Linked DNA regions of Homo sapiens: region 2 is linked to region 1. Evidence: read pairs that join two places in POLR2A ChIA-PET (ENCODE). Cell type or tissue: CD4-positive, alpha-beta T cell. All regions are shown on one strand. Links, peaks and the distances in the headings refer to the core of each region. The heading gives the core; the rest is flanking DNA. Region 1 overlaps SUCLG2-DT (SUCLG2 divergent transcript). Region 2 overlaps SUCLG2-DT (SUCLG2 divergent transcript).

Region 1 (4,407 bases), core at 256-4,255:
GATGGGTCCTCTTTACATGATGCCTTGCATTATAATAAGTTGTGCATGTGCCCAACTCTCCGATTAGGTGATGAGCTTGCAGAGTAAAGGCCCCCTCCCTGCCCCTTAAAAGTAATCTCCTCTCCACTCCAGCACTTGAAATATAGGTGAAAAAATCATTTCCATCAACATCTAGCCTGTGTTTCATAATGTCCTTGCTGGGCAGTATTTCTCTCTTAAGATGCTATGCATCTACTAACGTGAGAAGTATGGCCAGTCAAAAGGAGCCTGCTATTCTCCTGGATTGGTTGCATCCTACTCCCACCCCTCTCCTCAGCATTTCCAACCCACATTTCAGCTGCCTCTCTGGGAGTCATACAATCACAGTGAATCTCTTCCTGATTATAATAATGGCCTTCAGCCTCCTCCATTATGCTGGAGCTGAAGAGATGATGTCAGTGACATATTCCTGTAGGAAGAACTCAGTGACTGCTTAATTTTCCATGTAGGTTTTTAATGCTTTGTATTTTGTTAAAATCCAGATCACAATCTTCCACTAAGCAAGTGGTCCAATCTGATTAATATAGTACATTCTCCTTTGTTGCCAAACATTGCCAAGGGCAAGGTAATACTTAGGGAACCACCCCCTCCTCCAAACATACACACATATAAATGAAAAATAAGTAGATCTGTACAATCATTATTGAGCTAAAATAGCACTTAGAAATGTATTTTTATTGTGAAAAATGGCCAAATAAGAGTTGCTGACTATTTGTAGCCCTGTAATGTAAGTCAGATAAATTGGTGCCCAGAAGTCTGACATTTCAAAAGCCCAGGAATATGTCGCATTTTTTCTGGTATGCCATTTTTGTAATTCTCCCAGCTATTTTCCTTTAGCAAGAAGCAATTCTTCTGTGCCCAAGCAGCTCAATTAGAGCATTGTAAAAGTTGTCATAATGACTTTAACATAAGTGCCCCTGAGCAATAGGGATAATTTTGGAGGGGAGCAAGTTCCGCTGTTACTTTCCTGGTATGGAAAATGGTAATAGCTTGCTTGGAGAAGAAATGCACCATCTGTAACTTAACTCAGTTAACCTGCTCGGAGAACTAAAAACACACTATCTCACCTGAAGTGGTTTTCCTGTTTTGGTCTTTTCAACATCTTTGTACCTTCTGTAGCCAACAGCACTCTCCTTTTCCTCTCAGTGCACATATATTAGGTGACTCCACCTCTGTGGTGGTTTATAACAGTACTCCCCAGCCTTTTGGGCACCAGGCACCGGTTCCATGGAAAGCACTTTTTCCACAGATGGGCTGGGGGTGGGGGATGGTTTTGGAATGAAACTGTTCCATCTCAGATCATCAAATATTAGATTATTATAAGAAATGTGCAACCTAGATCCCTTGCATGTGCAGTTCACAATAGGGTTCATGCTCGTATGAGAATCTAATGCCCTGCTGATCTGACAGGAGGTAGAGCTCAGGCGGTAATGCTCACTTGCCTCCTGCTGTGTGGCCCAGCTCCTAACAGGCCACGGATTGGTACTGGTCCATGGCCTGGGGGTTAGGGACCCCTGGTTTAGAATATACCTACAAATTCTCCCCTTGAATATCAACTGGCCTCCGTGATTTACTTCTAATAAATAGAATGCAGCAGAAATTACACTGTCTGACATTTGAGCACAGGTCAGCGGTCAGCGCATTTTTTCTGCAAATGCTCACATTGTAAATATTTTCAGCTTCACAGGCCATACCCACATGGCCTCTGTCACAACTCCATAGCTCTGCTATTGTAGCATGTAGCAGCCATAGATAATATACAGACAACCTTGGCTATTTTCTGATGAAAATTTATTTCACCTTGAAGCCACCATGCTAGAGAGGTTATGAGGAAAGAATACATAGAGATAGAAAGAGATGCTCATGAAGCCCCAGCGTCCAAGCCATCTTCCCTTGCAGGTATGTGAGGAGGAGGCCTTCAAGATGAGTCCAGCTTAGCCACCATCTGGATGCAACTACACTGTGAGACCCCCAGTGAGAACAGATTAGCTGGTGCAGTCAACTCCCAGAACTGTGACAGATGATGATAATGACAATAATGATATAATGGCTTTGGGATGGGCACATGATCTAGACCTCACTTATCCGTATATTTTAACTCCCTGCCAATATTACTTTGTAGAGGAAGGGACACGTGCCTCAGTTTGATCCAATGAGATGCAGTTCCTTGATCTTGAGGAAGAGTGGAGGAACTCTCCTTTTGCTATGTTTCTAACCAGACAACCTGAGGCTGCTCGTGGACATTTTGATACCACATGGGAAGAGCCTGTCCAAGATAATAACCAACAAAGAAGAAACCAGGGCAGATAAGCAGAGAGCTAGAGAGACAGATTCTGAAGGCATCGTTTGGGTATCATTACAGAGTTGTTCCTGAACACTAACCATGTGTATTTCAGTTATAGGAGCCAATTGTTTAAACTTTTCATTATAGTAAGATATATATTCATAAATCATAAGTGTATAGGTTGATGATTTTAACAAACTGACCACAGCCATGTAGCCAGGACCCAGGTTAAGAGACCAAAGTTTGCCACTCTTCCAACTGCCTATCTCTTGCCTCTTTTCAGCTTTTCTCCAAAGATAACCACTAGCTTTGACAGCATATATTAGTTGTTTTACTTTTTGTGCTTTGTTCCAATGTAATCATACAGTATGCACTCTTTTGCATCTGACTTGTTATTTTCTCCCTTTTATTTTTGGTTGACACATAATAGTTGTACATATTTATGGGATACAGAGTAATATTTTAATACATGTATACAATGTGTAATGATCAAATCAGAGTAATTAGAATATCCATCACCTTAAATGTTTATCATTTCTTTGTATTGTGAACATTCAAAATCCTCTCTTCTAGCTTTGTGAAAATATATGATAAATTATTGTTAACTGTATTTGCCCTATAGTGCCATAGAACATGAGAACTTATTCCTCTTATTATCTAGCTATCTAGCTGTAATTTTGTATCTTGAACCAACCTCTCCCTATCCTTCCCTGCCTCCTACTCATCCCAGCCTCTATAACCACAATTTTCCTCTGTTCAGTTGTTCAACTCCCACATGTGTGTGAGAACACATAGTATTTATTTTTCTTTGATGACTTATTTCACTTAACATAATACCTTCCAGACTTTTTCATGTTGCCACAAATGACAGGATTTTATTCTTTTTAATGGTTGGATAGCTTCTATTGTGTATATATACCATATTTTCTTTATCTATTCATCTGGTGATGAACATTTAGGTTGATCCCATATCTTGGCTATGTGAATAGTGTTGCAATAAACATGGGGGGCAGATATATGCTTGTAAAAGAATTGCCTTTTCTCTGCATCCTCTTCTGCATTTGTTATTTTTTGTCTTTTTGATAATAACCATTCTGATGGGAGTGAGGTGATATCTCACTGTAGTTTGGATTTACATTTTCCTAATGATTGGTGATATTGAGCATTTTTTTCATATACTTCTTGGCCATTTGTATATCTTCTTTTGAGAAGTGTTTTTTCAGATCCTTTGCCCACTTTTAAGTCAGATCTTTTTTTGTATGAATTGTTTGAGTTCCTTGTATATTCTGGATATTAGTTCCTTTTCAGATTAATAGTTTGCAAATATTTTTTCTCGTTCAACACATTGTCTCTCTCTCATGTTGATTGTTTCCTTTGGTGTACAGAAGCTTTTTAGTTTGATATAGTGCCATTTGTCTTTTTTTGTTTCTGTTGCTTGTGCTTTTGAAATCTTAGTCATAAGTTTTTTGCCTAGACCAATGTCCTCAAGTGTTTCCCCTATGTTTTCTTCTAGTGATTTTATAGTTTCAGGTCTTATATTTAAGTCTTCAATTCATTTTGAGTTTATTTTTGTATATGGTGACAGACAGGGATCATTTCATTCTTCTACATATGGATATCCAGTTTTTCTACCATCTCTTTTTGAAGAGGTTGTGCTTTCCTCAATATGTATTCTTGGTGCCTTTGTCAAAAATTAGTTGGCTGTAAACATATGGATTTAATGCTAGGTTCTCTGTTACTTTCCACTGGTCTGTGTGTCTGTTTTTATACCAATACTATGCTGTTTTGTTTGCTGTAGCTTTGTAGTACATTTTGAAGTCAGGTGGTGTGGTACTTTCAGCTTTGTTCTTTTTGCTCAGCATAGCTTTGGCTACTCAAGGTCTTTTATGGTTTCATACAAATTTTGGAACAGTTTTTAAAAGTTCCTGTAAAGAAGGTCATTGATATTTTGATAGGAATTGCATTGAATCTGTAGATTGTTTTGGGTGTATAATCATTTTAACAATGTTAATTTTTTTGTTCTATGAGCCTGATATGTCTTTCCATTTGTTGTTGTTGTTGTGTTGCCTCTTCAATTTCTTTTA
Region 2 (4,407 bases), core at 161-4,160, 51 kb after region 1:
TGGGAAAGAATTAAGATAAGATTCTTAAGTTGAATTTATGTGGCATAAATGAAATACAGGATGGCGAAGGGTACTCCACTGTTTTATTGCCACTTCTTGCAGAAGGCCTGTGTAATTCATTTAATGCTTCCCTTTTTGTGACTTATGCTGTCATCCCAGATTCACAATAATGTAAGTTTACAGCACTCCATATCGACATATATTCTCTCTCCACTGTGTTTGCAAACTTCTCTACTCCTGCTGCGTTCCTAGGGGAGAGGGTTAATTCCCAAAAGGCACCACATCAGGAGATGTTATAAGTGGAATTGTTCCAGATAAGCAATGTCAGTCATGCAGTCATCCTGATGTGCAAGTCGAACCTCTTCATGGACATGATACTGGTGGTGTCCAGGAAACTAGGGTGTGGCTAAGACTGGAACAGCATAGGTCAAACTTTGCAAAATTAACTGTGTTCATTTTCATTAAAGTGTCTTCCTTATATCCTATTCTAATCAGAAAAATAAACATTTTATTGATTATGGATAAAATTTAGTGAGTGCTGTAACTTGATCCTATTTAATCCTTCCTAAACCCTATCAGTTAGTGATATGGTTTGGCTTTTTGTTCCTGTCCAAATCTTATCTAAAATTGTAATCCCCAAGTGTTGAGGGAGGTGCTGGGTGGGAGGTGATTGGATTATAGGGGCGGTTTCCCCCATGCTGTTCTCATGATAGTGTGTGAGTTCTCTTGAGATCTGATGCTTTAGAAGTGTTTGGCAGTTACCCCTTTTTCTCGCTCGCTCTCTCTCTCCTGCCGCATTGTGAAGAAGGTACTTGCTCCTCCTTCACCTATCTGCCGTGATTGTAAGTTTCCTGAGGCCTCCCCAGCCATGCGGAACCATGAGTCAATTAAACCTCTTTTGTTTATATATTACCCAGTCTCAGGTACTATCTTTGTAGCAATGTGAAAACAGATGAATACAGTTGACTACCATTATTTTCTCCAGTTTGCATTTTGGAAAATTGAAACTTAAGGAGCATAAGTAGTTAGTCTAAGATTGCATAGCTGAGTGTCATGGTCTAGTTTAAATCAAAGGTTGCCTAATACCGATGTTTTTATCATGCTAATCACCATACAGCATAGCCTTCTGTACAGAAACTGTGGTTGACATCTTCCCATTTACCTGGCTGATTTAACAGTCCCTCCTAACAGCTGTCTGCCTGGGGAGCTGTGTCAACCCTATAGAGCAAACATTGGGAATTTAGTTTATAACTTGAACAAAATATCTACATGTCAGGGAGAGTCCCAGAGAAATAAGACACTGGTTTATTCCCCTTACCCTCCTTTTTCCAGTCTTTTATTCTGGTCTTAAAACTGCTTAGTTGTAACTAATAAATGTTACTGGGTGAATAAATGTTCACCCAAAATACTGTTTTTGACATAAATAATGTAATGTCCAAACAATGCAGAAGCTGCCTTAAATAAAACATGTGAATGCTGGGTCTTTCTTGTAATAATTTGAAAAATATCAATAATGTTGTCAGTTTAACAACAAAACATGCTATCTGCCCTTTTCGTCTTCCTGGCTATATTAGAAAAAGAAAAATGTGCCCCTTCATCACATAAAAAGTATACTTCTCATCACAATTGTCTTAAGAGTTGTTCTAGAAACCTACATTTAATTTTAAAATGAGCAAATGCAAATGAATGGATTAGTAAACAAGAATGTTTGCTGGCTTTAGAATTAAATAACATGAACTTGAATCTCAGCTGGGAGGCTTTGGGCAACACCCTTACCTTCTTTGAACCTCTGTTTTTTCATGTAAAGTGGAGATAATTATACCTACTACAGAATGTTGCTGTGAGGATTAAATGAGATAATGAATGGGTATCAATTTGTTAACCAATGTAAATTTCATAGTGGTGCAAGCAGGAAAGAGCTTTATTTTGTTTTTCCCCCCAACACGATCTTTAATTTCTTGCTCCTTAAAGCTATCTAATTGGAGCCCATGGCTGTTGGGAACCTTCAGTGATAACAATCATTTCATTTGGATAGTTGTCTTAATTTGGATTTCCCCTGAAATGATCTTGAGAGAAGAATATGGGTGCAGTTAGTCTATCTGGAAAGTGGGTGCAGGTAGTACAAGTGAAGAAAAGAGGAAAAGAGGAAAAAATAAAAACCAACAAAAGCTTTAGAGCAGGTCATTACTATGGGTAACTGGGGCTCCATCTCTCTGAAATACCACGTGGAAGATACCTTGGAACATTCTCTTTGGAAGAAGGGGATGTAGGAGTGCTGTTGGTTCCCCAAGTGGATCCTCTTGTCTGCTCTATTGCACACATCCCCCATTACCCTGAGCATTGAATGGCTCACTGCTGCCCCCTGCTCCTTCTCCTGAGAATTGTTTTTAGTTTAGCCCACTCTCACTCCAGTTGCCAAGAGCGGATGAATGACAGAGACACATAAGGCCAGCCCTTTGCCTCAATAGGAGATGATTCTGATGGGTAATTTAAGCTACAGAGCCCTTTTCTACCCATGAATCTGGCTAGATGGACCTGTGATCTCACACTAGCTTGGCTCTTTTTTCTTCCCTCTTCTGTTTTATTCCCTCCTTTTACTGGTTTCTCCTGAGGCATCTCTATCACTAAAACTCATGCATGTGAATTTCTGTCTCAATCTGTGCTTCTAGGGAACTTGACATAAGTCAGGGCAATTATTTAATTATGCTCATCTCCCACTGCTTGAGGATTTGGAGGCACTGACTAGCTGCTGCCTTTGTGGTTCACACCACAGCTTATTTCTGTTGCGGGCTCATTGCTCCCTTCATGGAGTGATATTGGGTGTGGCCCCATCAGGTTGGTCTGAGACAGGTGAAGATTCTTGGTATACAGGAGACTTGTCATGCTTGCTGTGTAGACAGTCTCCACTGTTGCCCTCTCCTCTCCCTGTTATTGGTGTTGTCTGCAGCCAGTTTACCATCTTCAGATGGTAAACTCAGAAAACCTCAGAAAGGAAGTAAATAGCAGCTTCTTGTTTTGCTTATGCTCCCATAGTTAAGGAATACATGTAAACCTCCTTCAAGAATTCTGCCACCGAGTTCTGTCTTGGGGAATGGGGATAGGTTGGGGAACACTAACATGTTTTTCTGTCCACCCGCAAGCAGGCTGCCAGGGAATGAAACCTTAATCTACCCATCTGATAATCAGCCTTCGTTCACTTCATGGAAATGCCCTAACTTGGTTTGTGCAATAGCCACTCAGCCAACAATTTCCTGATTCAACAATCTCTCTTAACTCTAGTCTTCTGCCTATATGAGCTGGATGAGATGATGGGGGTGTGGGTAAAATGACCAATTTGGCCACCTTCTTTTTTAAATATGAGGTTTTCTATAGTCTCTTGGGACTTTGGGACTTTAGTTGGTTTCCAGAAGGAACAGAAAGCATTTTAATATTATTTTATAGATGTAAATTAAAACTTAGATGCTCACCAAGTGGTAGCTCTTAGTTTAATTACAAAATTAGTCTCTGGAATGTTTGAAAAGTCATTGTTTCTTAGTGTTTTCTTTAATAAGGTGACTTAGCATATTTAATAAAAAAGACCACAGGCCTGAGAAGTAGGAGACCTGGGTCATCATGCTTTTAGCTCTGTGACATTTTTAAATAATTTCACCTTCCAACAGCCAATACGTAGGATAATAAAAGTTGTTTAACATATCCCACAGGTTGTTGTAAGTCTGAAATGAAGGAAAACACCCAAAACATATTTGAAAGCAAAAGATAATGAAATGTCAGTTAATAATTAATAAAGTAACTCAATGTTAAGGGAGCCTATCAAAAGGCAATTTCTCCTTTCCTTCAGAGACGCTCACACCGATCCAACAAGCCGCCGTGACTGAGACCTGACTCGTTTTTGGCAAACAGATGCCACTCTAAATGATGACAAAGTGATAAACCTATGTAAATATTTCATATGGAAGCAAAGTCAATATGGACAAATGTGAAAGACATGATTCCAAGACTGGAATGCCAGGCTATGCATAGACACAGCAAAAAACAATGTGGATATTGGAGTAGATCATAAGCTGAAAACAAACCCCATGCTGTTATTTAAAAGCTTACCAGAAACCCCTAAAAGGCATGGGCCAGGCATAATTTTGTCATTCTTCCCTAACCTCATCATGTCATATGCTGTCAATTGGGTGAGGCACAGTGTAGAAAAAAGTGTCCTGTGTTCTAATTCCTGCTCCTCCTGACCTTGGATTTGATGCTTCCTTCTCCTTGTTCTTTGATGGTCAAGGTGTCATGGTAATGTGTATCTCTGTTCAAAGAATAGTTATAGATGATATGAGATAGTGTATGTGAAAGTGTTTTGGAAAAGATAGTTATTCTGTAGAGGTATAAGGTAATATTAAACAAGTGATAAAAAAG

What was found. Peaks named below come from ENCODE experiments on the same cell type or tissue, not always from the same donor. Only the 100,000 strongest peaks of a DNase experiment are listed, where the experiment ranks them.
Region 2: POLR2A ChIA-PET joins it to region 1 with 5 read pairs; 1 of 35 experiments calls an interaction of 5 or more read pairs at or near these places.

Annotation. Positions count from the first base shown.
Region 1 is chr3:67,736,951-67,741,357 of GRCh38, forward strand. All of the region lies in intron 3 of SUCLG2-DT (SUCLG2 divergent transcript), which reads left to right. Among named protein-coding and RNA genes, the nearest start is that of SUCLG2-DT, 84 kb to the left of the region's middle. In CD4-positive, alpha-beta T cell, for the core only: no CTCF peak of the experiment used is centred there; no DNase peak of the experiment used is centred there; H3K4me3 peaks cover 523 bases; H3K27ac peaks cover 2,676 bases.
Region 2 is chr3:67,787,887-67,792,293 of GRCh38, forward strand. The region is part of intron 3 of SUCLG2-DT (SUCLG2 divergent transcript); the gene reads left to right. Among named protein-coding and RNA genes, the nearest start is that of SUCLG2-DT, 140 kb to the left of the region's middle. In CD4-positive, alpha-beta T cell, for the core only: a CTCF peak has its summit at 2,385; a DNase peak (open chromatin) is centred at 2,355.